2 separate regions of the Homo sapiens genome follow, and region 2 is linked to region 1. Evidence: chromatin loops called from intact Hi-C (ENCODE). Cell type or tissue: OCI-LY7. All regions are shown on one strand. Links, peaks and the distances in the headings refer to the core of each region. The heading gives the core; the rest is flanking DNA. Region 1 holds the start of LOC124901034 (a long non-coding RNA gene). Region 2 overlaps SPATA9 (spermatogenesis associated 9).

Region 1 (12,527 bases), core at 2,684-10,683:
TGACTTCAGTCGCTCTAAAGCTTCCCTTGACAGTGTCACGAGGAATTTTCCCTTTAGTCAAAGCTAATGAAAATAAGATGTTGTGGGAGCTGGGCAAATCTAGTTTGTGAACATCCAAGAATTCTTTCATGATTTCATAACAGCAAAGGTATTATGTCTTGTGTTCTGAACCCAGGGTTCCCTTCTTTTGAGAAGGTAGCCCATTATGTATGAGTGTGTGGACCCTGGAGTGACTTCGGGAGAGGGTGAAGAGTCATGGGTGCTCAGCATCAGGAGAGGAATAAGGAAAGCAGTAACTTCTGTGCTCATCTCTGTCACTTGGATCCATGCCACTGCATATCTGCTGGGATTTTCTGCCTGTGACAATAATAAAATACTAGATCAGGAAGTGACCTTAAAAATAATCTAGGACAACAGTTGATGACACTTGCAAATCAGATAAAAATTATGGATTCCATTTCCAGGAAAGATTTTTATGTTCAGTTTTAGAAGGTTTATGTAGCTGAGGGTGTGGACTACAGGTTAAGAAACCTTGACTCAGGAGTCCTATCACCTTATTTTACACATGAGAAAACTGAGGACCAGGGGAAGAGACTAAAACCCAGTTTAATGATTCCACATCTAGTTCTCCTTTATCTTTCCTTAAATGTCAGATTACCTCCGTTACTCTTGTTCCCTTTCTTACACACAGAACTCCATGAAACCAAACCGAAGGAGGAGGTAGGAGAAGATGACAAAGGGGAAGTATGTGGCATCCCCCACTTCTAAGTTATGCAACCGGGAAACACAGGCAGAGCCTGTACCAACAGCAGTAATGAACTCAATCAACTTGTTGAAAAACATTTCAGTTATTTTAAACAAAAATACTACATCATTCATGTTTTCAGTTATTTTAGGCAAAACACCAAATCATTCCTGTTTTTCAGTTCAATCAATCAGCTCATGCTGTATTGCAGTTTATTCTCCTTGTTTTTATATACTCACCAGCATATAAAAACATGCTTTTTAAATATGTTTTTATTTATTTTCTGCAAGTAACTAGCTGAATCAAAGGTCAGAGTTTAAGGAGATTATTTTGTTGACAACATTACATATTTACTGAATCTCATCTTTATCCTGGCACTATCCCTGCCTGGTGGGTTTATAGACAGAAATGTCACAGATTTGGAAGGCTTTTCAATGCAGAGATTACTATGGATTAAATCCTTGTCTAACTGGTTTTGCTTTTTCAGCCTTAGATGATAGTGATATGGAGAGGAAAGATGGGGATATAATCATTCATGGGCCAAAGTTTGTTTCTTATCACACAGTCAACATGTCATTGGCAGAAGGTGGAACAGTCACTCCTGACACTTTTCTGCTTCTTCTATAAGAGAACTTTGTTAGGAGCCAGAAGCCCCTCATGGCTCACCTAATCACTGGCTCTGTAAGTGATCTGGGATAAAGGAGGCCTCAGAGTCCCCCAGTTGTAAAAGAGGAAAATCAAATATGCCCATCTGGAAAGTTTATACAAGAGATCAATAAAAGCCTTCTTCTCCCAAAACAAACAAAACAAAACAAACCTCAGGGGTAGCCACGGAGGGTAGGAGAATTCACACCATTTATTATAAGACCATGTTTCAGCCTTGTATTTTTCCTTCAGGCTCATGGTGAGACACAGCTCATTCTGCAGCCAATGTTGCCCCTTGTTTGGGAGTACCTTGAGCAGCGTTTCCCAGACTTATGGCTGTTGTGTATCACCTTCATTAATTTTGCTGGAATACTTTTCTTTCTTTAAATTGATTTCGGCTTTTTTTTTTTACTTTAGTAAATTTTTAAATGATAAATAAAATTAATATTGCTTATCCTAAGTAGTGGGTGATGATAAAAATATATTAAAATAAAAATGGTTGTGTACGTCTAAAATCATGTTGCATGCAGAATATTGTGCCTTCCTTTGAGATACCTGTTCTTACAAGTCCCAGAAACTGAGATGTGAGTCCAAACTTGAGGACAGAGCGACGACATGGACGTCTACAAATGTGACATGATGGGGTAGTTTTATCTCTAGGTGCAAGTCAGGGGGAGGATAATGAAGAAAACTGTCCGGCTAACACTTCAAACTGCTGACACTGCATAGGTTCCTTAGCAGCTCCACAAGGACCTGCCGAGCTGTCCCACGCCTTCACATACACCCCATTGAGGCTTGAGTTTGCTGTAAAGGTATCCTAACAGCCTTTTCTGGCTCTGCCCAGCCCTGTTTTTCCCTCCTCCACACAAATTGGTCTCCTGGCTTGGGTTCCATCTGTACCTTTGACTCCAGCCAGGTGGTTTCCTTTTGGCCACTATCGCTCAGCGTGCTGATTGCTGCCTTGGTCCTTGTTGTTTGTCCTTTCTCTCTTTAAGGACCTGGGGCTTGAGCTGCCAATTTTATAAGGGAAGAAGTTCTTGTCTTTTTATAGCGTCTCTCCTTGCCATTCCCTGATTCCATTAATATCCCATCAACGAAGTGCAAATTGTTGCCTTTCCCCTCCCACTTCTCGGTGTGAAGCGGTGACCCAGTTAACAGGGGCAGGGGCTTGGGGCTCCTCTGGCTCTGTCTGCACTTCCAGGACTCAGTGTGTGCCCGAGTTAGAGTGACCTGTACAGTGTGTTCCTGGTGGGACTTTAATACAGGGAGGCTTTTGCTGTTTTCTGCACGGTCAGATGAGGAGCTCTATGTTTGGAAAAGAGGCTTGGAAAAAGAAAAACCAGAATGAGCAGCCTTTTCCTGTTGACTTAGACGCCCTAGGTGGCCGGGCAAGTCTCTGACCTGCTGGGAGGCCTCAGTTTCCTCCTGTGTGAGTGAAGTGAATGGAAAGGAATGGGGCCCCATGAGCCTTCTCACCTTTTTTTTCTTGCTTGGTCTTCCCGACTGAAACCAGCATCCTCCCTGTTCTGATCTGGGCAGCCTCCTGGAGTCAGGTGGGGCCAGGGACCAGGTCCAAAGCTGAAGCTCCTTCTTCCTGCTGTTGGAGGTCAGCTGTGGGTAGGGAACTGGACTGCTCAAGCTTCTGTGGTGAGACCTGGAGTTGGGGAGGCCTCTGTGCGGAGCAATACTGGTGGGCGAGGGGTGTACTCAGCACAGTGATTGCTCAGGGAGGCTCTGGAAAGGGTGTCTGTTCCAACTGAAGGCAAAATGAGAGAGAACAGGCTGAAGCTCTGCTAAGCTGTGTGGCGTTACATGCAACCCTTAGCCTCTCTGAGCTTCATTTATTCTGATTTTAAAAATACATGCAAAAGGAGTACAGTGCAGCTTCAACTGGAGCAAGCAGCAGGTCCCTTCCAACATCAACATTCTTTGAGTTCGTAAGTCCAAGACTCTATATTTTAAAAATATTTTTATGGGTCTCAGACCCTCACTTCAACACCCATTTCATATGCTCCTCACTATTAGCAAACTTGCTACCTACTTTGTTCAGAAAATTGAGTTGTATTAGGGCTGAAGTTTCTTTATAATACTCAGGTGCAAGAAATGTCATATAGCACAGTTTTGTTGTTGTTCATTGTTAATTCAAGTTTGAAATTCTCCCTCCAGAGTGTGGCAAGGGTCAGTAGCAGTCATTATTGGAGGTTCTGCTCTCCAGAGGCAGTCAGGCATCCTTGGAGGATTGCTCAGTGCAGAAAATTCTAGGAGAGACCTCTTTTCTCTAGCCTATCACAGTCACTGCTTAGTTGTTTATTGGCTGGGCCAGAAAGGTCCATTTAAAGGCTGGAGGTTCTATTCCTAAGCCCACCCACCCACCTCCACCCCTAGTGCAACTTGGGTGAGGTGGCCTGGTTCTCACTACTGGGAAACTCAGGACCCTGCACATCTATAAGCCACACCATCGGAGGTTCTGCCATCTTCAGGGAACTGTATTGGAAGGGCCTGGTTTTCAGCCTGCTGCACAACTTTCTGCCACTGGCCCCTTTCTCTGTTCCAGAAAAGTCACCCCCACGGTCCTGTCACTCACTTCCTTCAACTACAATGCCACTTCCTCAGGTATGAATATAGCCACACAGTAGGCATAGTAGTGACTATTTGCAGAATCCCAATTAAATAACCACTTCAAACAAAAGCCTAGGATGGAGCTGCTACCTCAGTGTCCCAGAAACTCGTTTTTCACCTAGAAGCACAAAAGTGATCCTTACCCTTGGAGGCAAGATCAGGAGCGCACAATACAAGGGCTGACTTGTTCATCCACTGGAGACTCTGCTACAGTATAAATGCAATATCAAAAATGATATCTAAATTCATTATCCTGCTATAGAGGCAAATGAGCATGAGCGCCTTCCATTTCTTGCCTCACCCATGCCTAGGAACAGAGCTCCACTCACACCCTGCATTATCGTCCTCCAATTTCAGAAGATGCATTGTCTCCTTTTGTTCAAGGCCGACCCCAGTTACACATGCCAAGACCAGGTTCCACAGCCATCCTCCCTCTTGAAACATCCACCTTTCCTCTTGCAGGGGTATGTCCTCTTCAGACTACAAGCTTACTCATCTCCTTCCCATTCATTAAAAAAGAAGTCTACCTTTGACCCCCATGTCCTCTTAGTGATGTCCTATCTCTTCTTCTATTTCATCCAAACATCTTTAAAGAGTTACCTATACTCAGTGTGACCACTTCATGTGCCATTCACTCTGCATCCCCTGCAATCTGGCTTCTGCTTTTGGTAAGGCCACCCATATTGTAGCTGGAAAATTCAGTGGACATTTTCCAATCTTTGTCTCACTGTATGTTTCTGGGGCATTTGGCCATGTTGCTTGTGTGCACCACTCACTCTCTATGATAGTCATATTATATTCTCTCAGCTTGCCTCATTTGTTTCTGTTCTTTCCCAACCATGGTCTCCTCTCCCTCCATCTACCACCCACATGCTGGGGTTACCTACCTTTCTGTTTTAGCCTACCGCTCTTCTCATTACTGATACTCTTCTTGGGTGGATTTTTCTACACTCAGGATTTCAGCTACCATCTGTATAGTAATGACTGTCTAGTTCAATCTCCATCTCCAATTTCTCCCCCAAGCTTTAGGCTCACCAATTCCATCACCTGCTAGGCAGCTTTTCTTGGGCACTCTTCAGACATTTCGGATTCAATTGCTCAAAAGCTACATGTATCACTTCCCTCCAACCTAAACCTCTATTTGTTCTGTTACCTTCTCTTTACCCAGTGACAAAAGTTATAAAATGTCTGCCTTGACTTTTTTCTTCTCCTCACTCCCTTTATCCAACTGATCATTACATCCTGATGTTTTCCCCTCCTATGCATTTCTCAAACCCATCCTCTCAACTCCACTCCTACCACCACTACCCTATCTCAAATGCACCTTCTTTTAACTGGACCAATATAACAGTCTCTCAATTGGCTTCCTGGTTTCTAGACCTGGCCCACTCCATTCTCTCTCCAGAGCTACCTGAATGATTCATATACAAAACAGTAATCTGACCCAGTCCTTCTCTTGCTAAAGTCATTCTGAATCTACACAAGGAAATTCAACCTCCTTTCCTGGGGCTGTCCCTTGTCTATCTCTTAAACCTTAGCTCCTACCACCCGCTGCCCCCTATTTTGACTCCAACTCTCAACCGGCAGTAGTTCTCTGCAAGTCTTCTGTTCTCTTTCTGTTCTTTACTTGCACATTTACCAATAAATATGTTTTACTCCAGTGTATTAGGTTAGTATTATAAGGGAAGTTTCAAGTTCATTTCATATTAAACATTAGAGCCTTCATGCTTAGGGAGAGAGGGAAAAAGAGAAAAAACCCATAGCTAAATACATAGTTAAGTCGCGTTCTTCTCCAACGCAGCCAAAAATTGGACTGGGCCTGAGATATTTGTGTGCCCTGTTTGATTGAAAGCTGTTAGAAAGTATGCCAAACATTTTAGATTTTTCGCTCCCAGAGTTCTTGTAAACCCGGCAGAACTTGTCTGTTATGAAGAGTGGACTGCCCTCTAGAGGTTCCCATTGGAAGGAGCACATCAAACCCACAGTGTTAAGGCATTCTGCAGTTTCTTGTGAGGTTTTGCTGTAGACATTTACTATTACTGTTCTTTGTCCCCAAAATGCTTTTCCAGATGTCTAATTCTGAGTCACACATTTTTAATTTACTTTGGGAATAGAGATTTGGGGTAAAGCATGTGATGGACCTCAAAACACTCAATTTGGAGTCAGGAGATGTGACTTTTAGTCCCGGTTCTTCCTTTAATATCTGAGGACTTAGATTTCATGTCTGTTAATCAAGTAGTAGAAGATCACACTTCAAAACTGTGAATCACCAGAAAGTATGTTTTAGGAGTAAAACTGGGAAGAGTTTCATTAATTCAGTAAATATTTAATATGGAAGACCCTGGGGTAAGAGCTGTTTTGCAGAAGCTAGGAGTTTACGTTTGATCTTTACAATGTTAGATGAAACATATTTGAAAAAAAGACACTTGGAAAACATTTGGGCTTGCAATTTAAATGGATGAATTTAACCCTGATATCATAGAACCCTGAAAGCGAAACTGAGCTAAAACAAAGTAAAACTTACTCTGATTCCAAGGGTCTCTTCTGACATGAGAGTGGAAATGAATCACACAACCACACACACACACCCATAGACACCCTAATATGCCATTAAGCTCTGACCCAAACCCCTTTTAGCCTGGTTTCCCCTTTTCTATTTTCAATCAAGAGAGAAAAAAAAGGAAGTCTTTCATTTAATGGTAAGAACCAACTATGGTCTCTGTATGCTCATATAATACTAAAGAATTATAGGTAAAATTATATTTTATGTACTTTATTATGGTACTATGTCAATTGACATTGAACTTCATAGTACACTGAAGAAAGGGAAAAAATATTAGGACACCATTTATGTCCGTAGTAACACTGGAAGTAAGATGCCGCAAAGCTCAGGACACAGTAGCTAGGAAACAAGACGTCTGAATTCCTGTGATTCCACACATGTTTGGAGGGATCTGGGGACACCAGCTGGATCTTCTGTAATGCAGGTAGCCACATCTGTGCACCATGGTTATGATGCTCACTTCTGTGGAGTTCAATGTTAATGTCCTCTTTGGCATCTACCTCCTCCAAGTTCAAAGCTGGACTGCTGTGCTGGGAATCCAGCAACCTGAACCTTTTTCTTCATTACAAATCTGGACATCTTTGGACTTGATTTCTGACATCAAATCAATGGTTTTACTTCTCTCTTCATTAGTTTACTGTCTGTCTTTACAAAGTCCTCTGGGCATTAGCAAAGACATGAACCTAACAGAATACCTCTAACATTTTGAACACATATAAAACATTAGTACTTGAAATTTTTCCTTATGTTTCTATAGCTAAGGAAAACTTTTAATTTTTTTTTTCTGTCTTAGCCTACTCTATCCAGCATTCCTTGCTGGAGGCACAGCTAGGATGAAAGCTTTGGAATGAGAAATGAAAGGAGTAAATAGACTTGACTTTACTAACAGTGTCCATGTTTTTATTCCTGAAAGTTATGACACAACAATTGTTAGACCATAATCATTAAGAAGTTCTGTCATCATCTTCTGTTAGGTTGAAACGTTCAACAAACAAAACAACAAACCTATTTTTATTCTGCTTTCATATTTCAAATGCATTTATGCACTTCAAATTTCAGTTTCAAATATTCTTGAGAGTTTCAAAAACTCTGCATCGTTTTTTGACTTATGACTTAATGCTATATGCTGCCTTATGCTGTTTTACTTCTGCTTTCTTCATACTTTGCTTCATTTATTATCCTATTCTTTCCTTCCTTCTTCCTTTGTAATCCTTGTTTATGGTATTATTAGAACTTGTAAATTTCTGTAGGTAGTGGTTACAATATAGGTAACTCACAAGGCCTAAACAGGTATATTTAGATAATAGAAAGTATTGAACTCTGAGTCTGGAGTGGGAAAAGTTGATCACATCACTTCTCCCCCCAAACAACTTTGCTCTGAGATTTAGTCTAAAGAGATTCACTTTTCAATAAGTAGAAATGTGATTTGGTGGATAGCTTGCTGCTCATTCCAAAGTATATTATATTTCTCTTTCTGGAAGCGAACCCCTGGGAAGAGGGTGCTTGGTGAGCTCTGGATGCCGTGCCCAGAGGCCAGGGGTTTTTGGAAATGCCGCAGAACATCCTGTTCCTGGGAGCCCTTCTGCCTGGTTGTTTGTGCTCTAGAGACTTGGCTCCTGGTGTTCTTGCTCAGACCTTTGGACTTTGGCAAGGCTACTTCTCATGTTTCTGTCTTCCTCTGTGTGCCATTCTGGCTCTGTAGATGGTTTGGTTTTTTGTGTTGTGACAGTGGAGGCTGCTTGGAGTGCACTGCCAGGCATTGGCTCATGGGCACTCTGCTCCATTTCAGTAACAGCAACAGAACTTGGATTTGACTGGGAAATAATAACCATTACTGGAAGAAAAAAGTAGCAAAACATATTTCCTAATATGTGCTAACATAATGAGGGGCCAGGTCTCCAGCTTTACGGGTGATTATTATAGTTTTTGATTGTTGCCAGTTACCAACACTAAGTACTTTAGCTGTGCAACTTGATTTGAACAGCATTGCCAGAAGAGCACCATCAAAGGCTTTTGATAACATGCTACCAAGAAAATATGTGACACCAAGATAACATACGACCCCAAGAAACTTATTTAATCTTCTTGGTGCATCTATAAAAATAGAACCAAGTAGAAAAACAGTATAAAAAGCAAAACGTTTCTCACTGGGGTTTTGTGAAGGATACCAACTAGCCCTCATGAAGTATTGTGAGTTTCCTGGAAGGAAGGCCTTTTGTAAGTTCAAGTTATTGCCATTCACTAATTATTGGTCATAACATTGCACATGATAGATGGGAAATGGAAGAGTGGGAGAATTAAGTGATTAAGCTAAAATCACACAGTGAGCTGGGGGAAAACCCAAAAGTGCAAAGAGATCTAAATTTGTTTCATTGGAAGAACACAGTTATATCTGGACAAAGCCCCAGAGTTTAAGTGACAAGGACACCTAACATAAAACTTGAAGTCATAGGCATGTAGCCAAATAATACAAATATCCTTGTTAAATGCAAGTGTATCCATACCAGTTATGGATACACTTGTCCTTGGAGGAGAGCTAAGGTGAGTCCTGCTGAGGACAGGAACTCTTCTGTGTTTGATTTGCAGGTAGAGCGAGTAGTTGACCCTCTGAGCCCAAAGCTGCAGAGAACACAGTAAACCTAGTAAACTGAGTGTGGCTATCTCCCCAGGGTGGCCCTCTGAGAATCCCTCCTAGGTTCCTGAGAGAGACAGGTAGACAGGCTATAGGTGGAAAGAGACAAAGTGCCTTGAGCTCTGTGGGTTAGGATCCTATCTTCAACCCCTAGACACTTAAAAGTCTTGCCTGAACTCATGGCCTTTCAATGAGGAAAGCATCACAGAAAGACTTTATGGTAATCGGACAGGAAACAATGACTGGGCAAAATTTTTTAAGCAGTCAGTATTAAGAGAAAGAAGGAAAGCCATGTCTTTGCTATTTACCTCAAGGTTATATTTTGCAGCATCTAATGCCAACTATTAAACAAGGATACACTCTTATCTAATTTGCGCTGTTGTCTTCCCAGGATCTGGAACATTTTCTGCGGGAGTCCACCTTTATCTCTAGAAGCCTCTGGCAAACTGTTTCATTTCAGCTCAGGTCCTTTTGTAGAAAGAACTTGATGCTGAAAGCAGCTCGCCCCTTCTGCCCTCAACCCCCACTCTCCCCCTACCCTCCCCACCATGGTTAACTTGTTTTTCATCTTTGTTCTGAGTTGCTTTGGCTGATTCAATTTTTATTTCCGTTTTTAATGAGTTAGTAATTCAGTGATCTTGGCTTTGAATCTTTGGAACTGTGGGTTTTTAGTAAGGATTGAATCAGCTTGTTGGCTCCTAATAGACTCTGAAATCCAGTAATATTCGTGATGTGTTTGTTCACTCCGTTGACTGCCAGGTCCCGGTAGGAGCAATGGCCAACAGAGAAGAATCGAGGTAAATCCTCCTTTGTTGCCTAAGAGCTGTTGTTGTTTACCCCAGTTTATAACCTCTTCACACTGAAGCATCACCCTTCAAAGGAGGATGTTGCTTCCCACTTTGATTATCATTTACTTGACTTTACAAGAAACTTTCACATCTTCCAAAACAGTAAGCTGTAAGATTTGCTCCAAGCTCTACGCAGTATATACTATGACTATTTTCCATTTAGAAATTAACTTACATTACAGCTGTAAGTCTATATACTGAACTTATGATGCTCGTTACTAAATGAATGATAATGGACATGAAATAGTCTGTAATTCATAGTCAAAATCTACCATTGCTATGTTTGTCTAAGGAAGCTTCAGTGAGTATACTTCAGATGCATATGAAGTTAGAAAAACAGTTAACAGAAATAGTTCAGTAGAGAAATCCTGATCCTAGGACTAATAAAACTAGATTTTCTTAAATCCAAATGCCTGTGAGATTCTATGCAGAAGGATAATTTGTATCCAGCATGTAAATAATCATGATTCTCAGAAGGAATTATTTGCACTTTAATTGCTCTTAGTAATGGAGAGTTGTGTCTTCTTATTTGTCCCCTTGTCATTAGAAAGTATCACTTACCATACATTTAATTCAAGTTTTCATCTTAAAAAATGTTACTCTAGAAATCTTGATCACAATCTCCTTTCATTCCTGCCCACTCCCATCCCCCCACCCTCCACCCCACCCCTCCACCCTGCTTGGTTTTGGTTTGTTGTTTTGTTTTTTACAAATCAGTGTATAACTCACTAAGGCTCAAGATACTATGTTTGAAACCTGAAAGCCAGCCTGAAGGTCAAATTCGAAATAACAATTTTCTTTTTGAATTTGAAGTCTCATTAGTGTAAGTGCCAGGATAACAACCCACAGTCTTCTTAATATAGTGGTTCCCATTTACATACTGTATCCTTAAACCACCTCTATTATCCCTTTCTGGGTGTTTTTCTTTCAAATGGTGCTTGTTTTACTTAAATAAACTTTCTTTAGATTAAACTTTCAGATAATGACTTCAAGTGGAAAACCAGTATCCTCTGTCATAATAAATGATATCCAGGAAGAGAAGTAATGGTAAAAACAATAAAATATTATTGAATTCTAGCTAGGAACATGAACCTACCACGGCACTGAGCCTAAATCTTTTTCTCCTTATGTTAAGTGTTAAAGATATGTTGAATACACTAAATGGAGACTTTCTCTAGACAGTATGATGAGTACAGGGAAGTTGAAAAGAACTTTCTCACAATATGATTTCGTGGATTTAATAGCTTCTCCCAACCAAAAATTACCTTTACCTTAGAAAAAAATTCCTTGATAAAATCAACTCAAATCCCCTAAGTTTAACAAGTGATGGTGGTAATGTACAGTCCTCAATGTGAGACCAAACTGAATCCAAGGCTGTATTCCCCAAGATTCTTCTTCCTCACTAATTCTCACTAATATAGAGTGGCTGCCGCCACCACCACCATGATGCCCTCCAGGTGTGCCCTCCTGGACATTCTGGCTCAAGCAAACACAGGCCTCCTTCCTTAATTCCTCTGAGGACACATGGGAAGAGCCTGGAAGTTTAAATATGACTTCATAGACAAATAGGATAATAAAAAGGAAATAAACAGAAAAACTTAACTCATCTGCTTTTTCATTGTTGGTTGGGGGTGTTTTTGAGGCAGTGGTTCCCCAACTTTTAGCACATATGGAAACCAGCTGGGGATTGTTAAAACAGAGTGCTGGGCCCACCCCCATATTTTCCAATGCAGCGGGGCTGGATTGGGGCCTGAGAATTTACATTTTGAACAAGTGCTCAGGTGAGGCTGGGGCTGCTGATCTGGAAGCCACTCTTGGAGAACCACTGTCCTTAGAAGACGCATTGCTGCCTGGCTTCTGCCTACCTGCCTTTAAGCCAGGTCCATATTTCAGGTCTATTTGGAGACTTGTCAAAGGACAGACCCTAATTATAAAATGGAAAGGCAGCTAGTCCCATACATAAGATTGAATTGAATTCTCTTTTTCTTGCAAGCTAGCATAGATTGGTTCTTCCCTCATAGCTAGCCGTATGACTCCTTCTCATTGAGATCACCCAGCCATATCTCCTCAATTCTTTATTTCCCACATTTGCACATCTCTGAAAATGGGATGTGTTTCACAATCATGCCACAAACGCCCTGAGCCTACGGGAATCCTGTTGTACTTGTTCATAGTATCATTGCTTCACTGAGTTATGTGCATTTTTGGTACCGCATAAGTTGATTCCATTGCCATTTAAAATGTCTTTAAAATTATGATACTGTAATTGAGCATTGAGACAAAAAGTTATTGTGTATGAAGAAAGGTGTGGGAATAGGGCAATGAAGCTTACATTTGGTATTGAAGGAAATATTTTGTTTCTAGAAGAATGATCACAATTTCATATTTTTAAAAAGAGCTATTAACAGTTTTATTTTAAAATAGCAACATGTACAATGCACTCATACATAGTTTGCAATTGTTAAAATGATGATG
Region 2 (12,527 bases), core at 1,790-9,789, 670 kb before region 1:
TAGCAAGAAGCTTGGGGTAATCTGAAATGTCTGGCTTCTCCGGCAATGACCTATAAGGTTTTGCTTTGATTTCACCTTCAGCAAACATAGGCTCCGAAAGCACAGGCTCAGAAAAGGCTTTTCTACAATTTTCACTCTCCTCTCTGTTTTGCCTTATGGATTCTTCTTCCTGGAAGATGTTCTTTACCTTCTTCAGCACAGCATTAACACAGACTGCCTATACAATAAAAAGAGTTTGTAAAGTGAAGTTTCTTTTTAAGCTACTAACCACAGATTAAAAACATACAATATAGTGTTCCACATAAAGTCATTTAATCTACATAATCTAATAAAAAACACTTCTTTTCAGGACCTTCAGGTACATAATATAATAAGCATTGGGAGATTGTTCTAAATAATACATTACAATCTAGAGAGCAATTTAAAACCTAGTATGCTTCAATAAATATATGTTTTACATCTTTTCCCCCCAATTCATTAGCTGTTTTACATCTTTATTCTCTTGATGTAATTAAATGAAACATTTTCTGAGAGATGGAATTTGTCCTCAAACATGGTTTTTCTCAAAGTAGTTTTTTTGTTTTAATTTTCTTCCCCCTAGACTTTGCTTATACTTACATGTGCAATGAAAGGACATCAACATATCAGTAAGAATTTAGTAAGCTACTATCAGTGGTTTCTGAGCAAATATGTGATCCACTGTCCCCTCCAAATATGCCACTCAGTACTTTAAGGAGAGGAGTGTCAAAAATAAAACAGAGAAAAATAACTTCAGAAATTCAGAACCACTAAGGACTGCATTAATTAAACTTACTCTGTAAGTTTACTAATGATGAAGATGATGATGATGCTGAGTATTCAAGGCACGCGGTGAGAACGGAAAATTCATGAAATATGAGAAGACTTAAACCAGTTTATTTCACCGAAGAAATGCCTCAAGGTAATATAAAAGATTATAAACACTTAGAAGGTTTTCCGAAAGAGGTAACAGCAAAAGGATTGAGGTCCTCAGGCTTGAACAGCCTCAACTTCCTCTTGCCCTCCTGCCTCCTGCCTCCTTCTTGCCTGCCTCTTGCTATAGAATTGAGGAACACAAGACACTTTCCCTCACTTCCCTGCAGTTAGTTCATTAGCTACCCTGTAACTAATGAAATAAAATGATATGTCTGCTGGGATGGAACTCAGAAAGGATTTTTGGAAAAGTTTTTCCTCCTATATAGACTGTCTTTTCCCTCTACCTATCTCCCTCTTCCTTCTTTGAACACTGATAGTATTGTGATGCTTGATCATGAGGCAACAAACCTAAGGACTAAAAAGTTTTTAGAAGAAAAAGAGGGAAAGACCCTGTTGTCTTAGGCTTTTAGGGCTGCTGTAACAAAATACCATGAACTGAGTAGCTTACAAACAATAGAAATTTATTTCTCACAGTTCTGGAGAGTGGGAAATCCGAGATCAAGGCACTGGCAGATTCAGGGTCTGGTGAGGGCTGGTTTTCTGTTTCATAGATGGTACCTTCTATCTATGTCCTCATATGGTGGAAGAAACAAGGCAGCTGTCTCAGGCCTCATTTCTAAGGGCACTAATCCCATTCATGAGGACTCTGCTCTCATTACCTAATCACTTCCCAAAGGCCCCACTTGCTAATACCACCACCTTGGGATTAGATTTTAACATAAGAATTTGGGGGAAGCACGGACATTCAGACCTGGGCTTTGATAACATGTTGGACCTAATTGTACAAACCTGGGAATTGCCTAACTCCCAACTTATAATTAAGATATTTAAGTATCTTTATCGATTAAGATACTGTCATTCAGATATCCTTTGTTACTTGCACTTTTATGTATCCAGACCCAGCACTAGAAACCTTTAAAGTCATGACCTTTAGCTGTAAACAGCCTCATCCATTTATCCAAAATATGATCATTCTCTGTGAATTCATGTTGCAAAAAAGGTTGGAAAGTTCTATCCTATTTGAAACATTCTCTCCTCCCTCACCAACAAAAAATTATATTTGTGCACATTCTAACCACCTTTTTCCCAGTCTCAGGAATGAACGGTCTTGATCAAGGTCAGTATCCTTCTATCTTTGTTTTTAACCTACATCCTACCATCTTCTCTATCAATTATTCCTTGTCTCTTCAGCCTCTTTACTCTTGACTGGATCTTCCCCTGCAATTTATAACATACTTGAGTATCTTCCATCCTAATATTTAAAAATTAAAAATCTCTGGGAATCTGCTTCTCTATTGACTGCTACACACTCTGTCTTCTTAGTCAAACCAGAGTCTGTTTCCACGTTATTACCTTCTGTTCACTCTGAAACCTGCTTATTTCTGTCTTCCTTATCCAGTTATGCCGCTGAAATCATTTTTGAGATGGTTAACCTTGACATCTTTACTACTATATCTAATGGACACTTCAAATCTTCATTTTACTTGACTTTTTCTGCTTGTATTTGACACTTAACTACTCACAACATCCTGAGTCTATTTCCTTGGCACTATTTCTCCTGATTTTCTTTCTGCCTTTCTGATTGTTGCTTCTTGTCTCCCAAATGGATTCTTTTTTAGCTCACTTAAATATTGCTGTTCTTCATATTTCTGTTGACTTACCTGTCTTTTCTCTTGATATGGTTCCACTCGTAGGACATTAACATCTAACATATATATTGCTTTCAAAACCAAAATTGTAACCTGACCTCTCCCAGGCCTTAGATACATATATGACCAATTATCAGATCACCAAAAATTTGTTTCTATTACCTGCTTATAAAGTTCATGGCGTGATAAATTGTGTGAGATGATTTCAACAGCCTTTGAGAAATTGAAATCTAATTTTTGTGTTAGTCTAGTTTTTATTTCCCCATAGACATGTCATCCTGTTCATTTTGTGCAATGTATTTACATCCTAGCTTAGTTGAATGCCAATTTTGTATAAGATTCACATTTAAAATATTGAGCACTTCTTGAAAATTTAAAACAGTGGCAAAATAGTTGATAAATTTAGTTTTTAAAAAACTGAATTAATATGTTTAAAAGTAAGTTCTACCTTTTTTCAAGGATATTTAGCTATTCTTGACCCTATGCACTTCCCTATATATTTTAGAACTATCTAGTCAACTTACATACACACACATACACACACACATGCACACACCTGCTTGGCTCTTAATTGGGACTTCTTGTATGTTTTGATATATTAACAAATGTGTAAGAATGCTAACAAAAAAACATAAAAATGATTAAAAGAAATTAAAGAATATCAAAATAAGTAGAAGGATATATTATATTCATGAACCGGAAAGAGGACTTATTCTCCCAGTTATTAAGATATAAAGCTCCTGTAATTAATACAGTGCTCAATTGGTACAAGAATAGACAAATAGACCAACTGAATAGAACAGAGAATCCATAAACAGACCTACACATAAAGGACACTTGATTTATGCAAAAAAGAGTATTCTAGGACAATAGAAAAAGGGCTTTTTTTAAAGAAAAAATAGATTAATTGGATACTCATGGGGAAAAATTTGACTCTTACCTCATATTAGTTCCAGATGGATTATAAATCTAAACGTGAAAGGTAAACTAACAAAGCTTCTAGAATACAACAGGAGAATATTTTCATGACCTTAGGTGTAAGTCAAGATTCTCTTTGACACAGAAAGCACGTAAGATAAAGGAAAAGATTAATAAATTGGATGACATTAAAATTATGATATGCTTTTATTTATTTTAAGACTGGATCTCACTATTTTGCCCAAGCTGGTCTCAAACTCCTGGGCTCAAGGTATCCTCCTGCTTCAGCCTCCCCCGTCAGCCTCCTGAGTAGCAGGGATTATAGGCACACACCACCATGCCTGGCTAAGAATTTCTTCCTTAAAAGACATTATTAAAAGAATGAAAAGGCAAGTCACGGAGTAAGAGAAGAAATTTGTCCATATATAATCAAAAAAGGACAGGCTCCTAGAATATGTTTTTTAAAGTAAAAATCAAAAATTGTTTTAAGAAAGACATCTCTCAATAGAAAAGCAAGAAGAGATTTTAACAGAAATTAACAAAGAGGATATCCAAATGTCCAACTAATATATGCAGAGGTACTCAATCTCATTAATAGCCAAGGAGATGCAAATTAAAACCACAATGTGATGCAAATTAAAACCACAATGTGATTATACTACATGCCCACAAAAATGGCTAAAATGGAAAAGATTGACAATACTGTCAGTAATGATGTGGAGCAACTTGGACTTAAAACTGAGATTTGTGTTAATTGTTAAAAAACCATTTTAGAAAACTCTTTGGCAATATCTACTAGGTATCAGCACATGCATACCTTATGGCCTAGCAGTTTCACCAAAAGATATGTACAGGAATATTTATAGCAACCTTATTCATAGTAGCCAAAATGAAATAATCCAAATGTCCATCAGCAGTAGAATGGATAAATAAATGTTGATACAGTCAATCAGTTGAATACTACACAGCAGTGAAAATGAACAAACTACTGCTACAGGCAGTGAATGATCTTAAAACAGTGTTGGGCAAAAGACAAACACAAAAGAATACATACTATATGACTTTATTTATATAGAATTCAAGCAGTCAAACTATCAGTAGTATTACAAGTCAAAATAGTGATATCCTGTATAGGAAAGGGTAGTGATTGTGAGGGGCAAGAAAGAGGCTTCTGGAATTATGGTAATGTTTTGTTTCTTGACCTGGGTAGTATAGAGCTTAATAGATTTTGTGATAATTCATTAAGCTGTACACTTTCCTTTTTGTGTGTTACAGTTTTTTTAAGTGGCTATTAATAGAAAATAAAACCCTTATAATTAAAAAATCTTTTATATTTTTCTCATGCACAGCACTTGTAATCCAAAATACACTAATACCTGCGTTCCCCAAAGTGAGAAACCCCAAATGTTAGAATACTGAACTTTAGCCAACCATGGTACAATGGCTGAAAAAAACAACTGTAGCTAAATAACAGTAAAACTAAAAATTCTTGACCAAAAATATTCAAGTGGTAATAAACTTTATGAAAATAAAATTTTAGTTATTTAAGCAAACTGGGTTTTGGTGGATTGACCTGGCTCATCAGAAAAGGAAATTTTTAATATAAAATTGTTTTGTGTAACGAGACTGTGAATGGTAACATTAAATATTGTACAGTATACTATTGCACAGTATTATTAACATTACACAAAATAAGTAGATTTATTTCTAGATTCTAATAATTTTCTTAACTTACCAAATAAATTAGTGCTGCATATGAAGCATATATTATGCTAGTTAAAGCAGTCTTTGCTGGAAAGGAGATGATTTCAAACAAAGAACCCTTTCTGACCTGCAAAAACAGAAAAGATTTTCTTAATAAACAAACATTTTCAGTGTTTCAATGTCATATTGTACAATGTTACTGTAAAATGAGAATTTATTTTTTTCTAAAGAAAGTCATCTACTTTAGAGCTATCTGGGCTTTTTCACATTGTGAAAATTATTTTTCCTTTTTTAACAAGAAGACAGTTTCTTGTGCTAATCAAAACCTGTGACAAATCTATAAAAATCTTGCATTTCTGCGATCTAAATGACTAATTTTTGCCAATTACCAACTGTGCACACTAGGAGGTGCTGCTGTGCATATTAGAAAAACAGTCTTTCCTTTGTTAAAATTCATGTAATCATTCTTTACTAATTATTCACAACCTCAATTAAGTAAACAGCAATCAAAATAATAAGCTTTTCCTAGAGATTAATGACCTGCTTGGAAATGTTAATCATGAGACTGCTGAAGGCGAGCATTAACCTTAGATGATCATTAAGCTTCAGAAAATGTTCTGTGCTCATATGCAACAGGCTCTTATGAAACACAGAGAAGTTTAACACCAATAATGAAGTTGCCTCTCCTGTGTTTCTAGTTTCTGGCAGTAGGTGTACCGGCCTGAAACATATCAGCTTAACATACTTAGTTATACTGTCTCATGGGCCACCTTTGTTGCCTTGAGCAGGGTATGAAATGAGGACTTTAGGAAATACATTCCCTTTCCATTCAGCAGTGAAGTGACAGTTAGCCAGGCTCCTCTGAAGTAAGAGCCAAGCAACTTAATGGCTTCGATGAACTTCCAAAAGGTACAGGCTGTAGCTGATAAAATCATATAAATGCATGGTAAAAACATGCACATAATGTTCATTAGACAACGTTCATTAAAGAGTTATAACATTGAAAAAACTAAAACAATGATCGTTGATTAAAGAGTTATAACATTGAAAAAACTAAAACAATGATTCCAGAATAGTTAGGAAAATTATGTTATATCCACTCAGTGGTATATTATGCAATCTTTTTATTTTTTCAAACCTTTTATGTATTTTTAATTGACACATTGTAATGGTACATATTTAAGGAGTACAATTTGATGTTCCCATAGAAGTCTATGTTATATAATGATCCAATCAGGGTAGTTAGCATCTGTATCACATTGTGCATTTATCATTTCTTTGTGGTGAGAACATTAAAAGATCCTCTCTTCTAGCTATTTTGTAATACATAATATTTTACTGTTAACCGTAGTCACCCTACTGCGCAGTAGAACACCAGAATTTATTCTGCCTATCTAATTGTAATTTTGTACCCATTTAACAACCTCTCACCATCCTTCCCTTTTCCCCTTTCCCTACCTAGTCTCTGGTAACCACTGTTCTCCTCTCTGCTTCTATGTACCAACTTTTTGTTGTTGTAGTTGTTAAAATTTCACGTGTGGGTGAGATCATGTGGTACTTGTCTTTCTGTGCCTGGCTTATTTCATTTAATGTGATCTCCAGATTCATCCTTGCCATCACAAATGACAGAATTCTTTTTAATGGTTAAATAGTATTCAATTGTGTATATAAACCACATTTTCTTTATCCATTCACCTGTGGTTGGACACGTAGGTTGATTCTATATCCAGGCTATTGTGAATAGTATGCAGCCTTTTAAAAGGTATTTCTGGGCCGGACACAGTGGCTCACACCTGTAATCCCAGCCCTTTGGGAGACCAAGGCAGGTGGATCACCTGAGGTCAGGAGACCAGCCTGATCAACATGGTGAAACCCCATCTCTACTAAAAATACAAAAATTAGCCAGGCCTGGTGGCGCATGCCTGTAATCCCAGCTACTTGGGAGGCTGAGGCAGGACAATCGCTTGAATCTGGGAGGCAGAGGTTGCAGTGAGCTGAAATCATGCCATTGCACTCCAGCCTGGGCAACAAGAGCAAAACTCCATCTCAAAATAAATAAATAAAAGGTACTTCTGAAGAACACGTGATAACTTTTTGTTGAACGAACACTTACATGGCACTGTCTACCAGGTCCTGTTCAATGTACTTTATAAGTATTCACATTTAATTCTTAAAACAATCCTATGAAGTTGGTATTATTATTATCCTCATTCCACAACTGGAAAGCAGAAAAAAGAAAAGTAGGCAACTTGCCCCTGGTAATATAGCTGATAAGTAGCAAAGTGAGGTTTAAACTGGAAATAGTACTCCAGGGCCCAAGTTGTTAACCTGATCATTAAGCTACGCTGCCTTGGGATACACTACTGCTCATGAAGAGTGGTAAAGGACTGCATTACAGGGATGGACTCTGGAGTAAATAGATGTAGTTAATTTCTAGCCCCAGAGTTCTTGAGTAATGAAATCTTGGACAAATTAATTCTTTCCTCTAAGCTTTGTTTCCCTCATCTCCAAATTGAGAATAATAGCTAATGTTTATCTCATAGATTTGCTGTAAAAATAAGAAAATGCTTGTAAAATTTTTAGTAAAATGTCTGTGCATGGGTAGTATTAAGGGACATTAATAGTCCCTTATTAGAGAGGGAATATTAATAATAGTAATAATAATAGAGAAAGATCAAGGTTCAAAATAGTAAGCATAACAAGTATGATTGATTCCATTTATATAACATACAAAAACAAGCCAAACTATGCTGTTGGAAGAAAAGGAAACAATTATCCTAGCAAGGGTGAGAATTAGTGACTGTAAGGCAGCAGCATCATGAGATTTCTTGAGTGCTGCTTACCAAGATGTGTTCAATCTATGAAAATTTATGGAGCTATACACTTAATTTGTGCACTATTCTGTATACTTCAGTATAAAGCTTAAAAATTCTACATCCCATGTTTTTATGATTAAACACAATTAACATTGCATAGAAAGAAGTTTGGACAGAAATGCACCAAAAGTTTAATTGCTGTTATGATTTAGTTATGTGGCTTTGTATAGTTAACATTTGTAGAACACTCATTACATGCTAGGTTCTATTCTACTGGCTTTCCTTGCATTCTCTCATTTTATCCTCTAACAAACCTATGAAATAAGAACACAGGTTCAGAGAAATTAAATTCTTTCTTGTTTTCTATATTTTCTATGTTAGGTTGAAAGTACATATGGTATTTTGTAAATGAAATTATTAAAATATGTGTACATCCTGTTCTAGTATGCTCAGTGTTCGCTTAGTGCTGCCACTACTGAATGCAGAACAAAAATGCCCACTGCAATTTCCTTCTTCCCTCTTAAGTGATTTACAGAACAAGGAAACCAAGAATAGGATCTAGCCTAGTAGCTAAGAGTGGGGGGGTGGGGGTGCTGGGGGTTGGGGAAAGGCTGTTTTCTTTCTTCCTCCTTTCTCTTCGGGCCGTACTAACTCCTAGATGTAGGGATAGGTAGGGAAAGTTTCTGCCCACTCCCTCCATAGGTCACCTGCAGCATTTCCCAGAATTCCTGGCTTCTGGAAAGAGTTTCCAGGAAATGAAGCAGCTGCTGCTTTTTCTCTCTAGAAAGAATCAAATTGATAGCATGCCTTTGAATCCCACTTTTAGGCTACACGGAGACAAATATACAAGTAGAGAGCAGACTCTCTAGGAGGAAGAAAAGCAGATATACCTCCTAGCAGAGTGAAAAGGTTCTTAAGCTTGTGAATATATGAATTCACAGTGGGAGGTCCATGTTCAATCATTGGTAGGCCATATACAATAAAAATAAAAGTTGTGTTGTATGGGTTGGATCTGTGTCCCCACCAAATCTCATGTTGAAAGGTAATCCCAAATACTGGAGGTGGGTCTGGTGGGAGGTCATTGGATCATGGGGGCAGTTTCTCATGGTTTAACACCATCCCCCCTTGGTGCTGTCTTCAGGATAGTGAATTCTCATGATATCTAGTTGTATAAAAGTGTATGGCCTCTCCCACCTCTCTCTCTTCCTCCTGTTCCAGCCATGTGAAGTGCTGGTTTCCCCTTTGCCTTCCACCTTGATTGTAAGTTCCCTGAGGCCTCCCCAGAAGCTGATGCTGCCATGCTTCCTATACAGCCTACAGAACCATGAGCCAATTAAACCTCTTTTCTTTATAAATTACCCAGACTCAGGTATTTCTTTATAGAAGTGCAAGAATGGACTAGTACGGGTGTCTACATGAGAAATTACTCTTTCTGTTTTATTACATCTTTCTTTCTCAGGTTTTGTCCTTCACCTAAAAGTAATTAAAGCTGATTAGTTTCAAAATAAATTATGTACTTGATATATGGTATGCTTCTGAATAATTAATCTTTATATTGTTTAAGGGTCATATTTAAATATTTTAATGCTTTTAATAATTACTTTTTATTCCTGTAACAAGAAAATATATTTCCTCCAAAATATATGTGGCTCCTGGCAAGTAGCCATTTTTCAACTTTATGATTCACTTAAAAAACATGTTTTTCATATTATAAACCATGCTGTTTCATTTTTGTCTTGCTTTGAGCAGAAATAGTGTATGGTAAAAGCTAAGAGAAAAAACAGGAGAAATTTGGTAAGTGGCAGTCTTTAGATGATCTTGGCCTATTTCAAAATTTTTATCTCAACCTTGTTATATTAATTTCACTTTATGTGCATATTTGAGTTAAAAAATGTCTTGGTATCAATGTTATGTTCATATATTTCTTTTTAAATTTGGTTATGTAAAACATGTAAAATATATGGATATTTGAGCAGTAAAAACATTTTGAACCTTTAATTCAACTTTTTCCACAGAATTTTGACTGCCTTATCTCATAAAAGAAGTATGTGTGTTCATCTTATTTTCACTATTGAGATAAATCACACAAAAAACCCAACAGTGAGCAGTAAAGATTCACTTATACATGACCTGAAGGTTGGAGAATTACCAGGCCCCATGTAGTTTACATTGTCCAAAACCACCCTGACGAGAGTTACAAGGGGAGTCATAGGGGAAGTTCTAACTCTCAGACAAATGTTGCAGGAAACACTGACTGCTACTTATAGAGAGGTCCAGGAAATAAAGTATTCCTGTTAAGTTTGGAAAAGCTGCACAAATGTGTCTTTACTTAGCAACTCACAACACCTTTGAATACAGGAAAGACTCCTGACTTTAAAGAAAGCTACCTGACTTTATTAACCCCAGTGTTAACATTCTGTAGAACATTGTTCTTAAACAAGCTTTTAATCCGGTGGTCCTGTAAAGGCTCAAATGTCCTAATCCCTTTGCCAACGTGGAGGAGTACTGTATGTCTTCAAGAGCCCAGGAGTTCTATCTAGGAAATATCCTCTTTCCCCGGGTCTAGATTATACCAGCCAAGTTAGCCTCATGGCAGGCCCATGTGGGACCTACAGAACTTCCTGATATTTATGAGGTTTATAGTTTAAACCCCAAATTGGAGTCTAACTTAGAGGGTGGGGTAAGGAAGAAACTTTACATAGGTAAGTTTCTGATCCTTATCCTGAAAAAAGAACACGAGTTCACTGGGATCCACCTTACAGCCCAGGCATTGTAAACGCTGAGGATTTTCTTCACTTTGGTCCCTATCTTATTCTATACCATGCCGCAGTATGCATACAAAGTAAAAACAGTCAACTCTAATGCCATTATAGGGATGAGTCTATCACAGGAAGAGCTCTTGGTCCTGTGGCTCTGCATTGGCCTGCCAGAATCAACAATGATGTCTGGGAGCTGACGTGTCTTGGCTGAAGTCAGCATTCAAGGCGATTATCTAGGTCACTGCAGCCTAGAGCAGCTGCGGACTCAACTCAGGCAGGCAACTCACAAGGCTAAGCAGATGCACCATTCTGTAAATACTGGCACTGGAGATGTTGAAAACTACCAGGAAATTCTCTACTAAGAGTTTTCCATTCCTGAGGCTTTTTATAGAACTAGCCACAATTCTATCACTGCAGTCTCATTCCTGCAGAACCTGGAGGGGTTTGAGGAATAATTTTATTCAGCATCCATAGAGCCAAGTACAAAAGAACCCTCTTCTAACAAGGTGGCAAGCTGGAAAGGCTTGACCCCAACCATCTGTGCACATGTCTCAGGCCATTAGAATCGCTTTAGGCCATTCCTGCCGGTTGGGTCTTTGGGAGGCTTCTATTTGGCACAACATTTCAATACGCTATGACATATTAAGCATGCTCTAGAGCTGAACATCCAATCAGAAAGGCCCGGGTGGATGGCAGAGGGAGCTCCTGAGCCAGTGTCCATTCTTCACCTTGAGAAGAACATTAATGGATGCTGCATTTCAGAGCTCCCCATGTCGAAGAGCTGAAACACTATTCTAGTTATTGTTTGTGTCCTAATGAAAATGTTCCTCTATTTCTTTGTTTCCAAAGGAAGTCACCTGCCTCACTGGTATTCTCAGCCATATAATAGAGAGTTTTGGTAGAGCTATTTAAGGTGCTCCAGCTACAAATGCATTTTTTCATCATTTGTCATCCACAAAACAGTGACCAGACAGAACACATCCAGAAGATATTTGAAAGACACCTTCAGGTAAGTTAACCAGGCCACTTACCTTCTTACAGCTAAGTTTTCCTAGAGTGATATCTTTCATGCATCCACAAAGCATATCCCCTTGCATGGTCCTTCCAGCTTTCACCCCTTTTACTTCCCCACACAAAGCTCCATCTGAGACAGGCAGTTTGACAATTCTTAAAGGAATTCATGCTGGAATCCACTCTGGGTAAGCTGAACTCTGTCTGATGCGGCTTCTCATACTACTGTACTTTGCTCTCAGCACACTCTGGTACCATGGATGCACTCCATTTACAGACCAATCCATTGACCTCTGCCACATCTCATACATTCCGGTTGCACCTTTGACTCTCCAGGCCATTGTCCTCATAGTCAGTTCTGTTTCTGTCCTCACTGAGCCTTTGAGATTTGAGAGACGTTGTTTACTACAACTTAGTTTTCCCTCACTGGCAATTCTGATTATCAACCCTAGCTACTGTATACTCCCCACGTAAAGCTTCTTCCTAACCCCAGCCCCCAAGGACCCTGGAACCTCTGACCTGGGACTGTTCTCACTTGTCTCACTCCAGCCATACAGAACTACTTATGTTCTCCAAATAAGTCATGTTCTCGCTCACCTCAGTATCTTCATATATACTGTTCTTTTCTTGGAATGATTCTCCTACTTCTCATCTAGCTAATTCCTACTCCAAGACTCAGATACAGTATCCTATCTCTAGAATGTCTACATGGACCA

Evidence for each region. Peaks named below come from ENCODE experiments on the same cell type or tissue, not always from the same donor. Only the 100,000 strongest peaks of a DNase experiment are listed, where the experiment ranks them.
Region 2: a loop joins it to region 1, with 2.9 times the contacts of the local background. A loop is called at or near these places in 5 of 110 quality-filtered maps.

What each region holds. Positions count from the first base shown.
Region 1 is chr5:96,330,627-96,343,153 of GRCh38, forward strand. All of the region lies in intron 3 of LOC101929710 (a long non-coding RNA gene), which reads left to right. The region is part of intron 1 of LOC107986365 (a long non-coding RNA gene); the gene reads left to right. LOC124901034 (a long non-coding RNA gene) reads right to left here and starts at 3,140. Exons shown (of 2, transcript XR_007058881.1): 1 at 2,867-3,140; 2 at 1-357. It also overlaps a transcript of CAST not described here. In OCI-LY7, for the core only: CTCF peaks have their summits at 5,957 (motif pointing left) and 6,164; a DNase peak (open chromatin) is centred at 5,955.
Region 2 is chr5:95,658,697-95,671,223 of GRCh38, forward strand. It overlaps SPATA9 (spermatogenesis associated 9), which reads right to left. Exons shown (of 5, transcript NM_031952.4): 4 at 5,257-5,352; 5 at 1-217. LOC105379090 (a long non-coding RNA gene) reads left to right here and starts at 11,650. Exons shown (of 2, transcript XR_948588.3): 1 at 11,650-11,809. In OCI-LY7, for the core only: CTCF peaks have their summits at 5,613 and 5,816; a DNase peak (open chromatin) is centred at 5,625.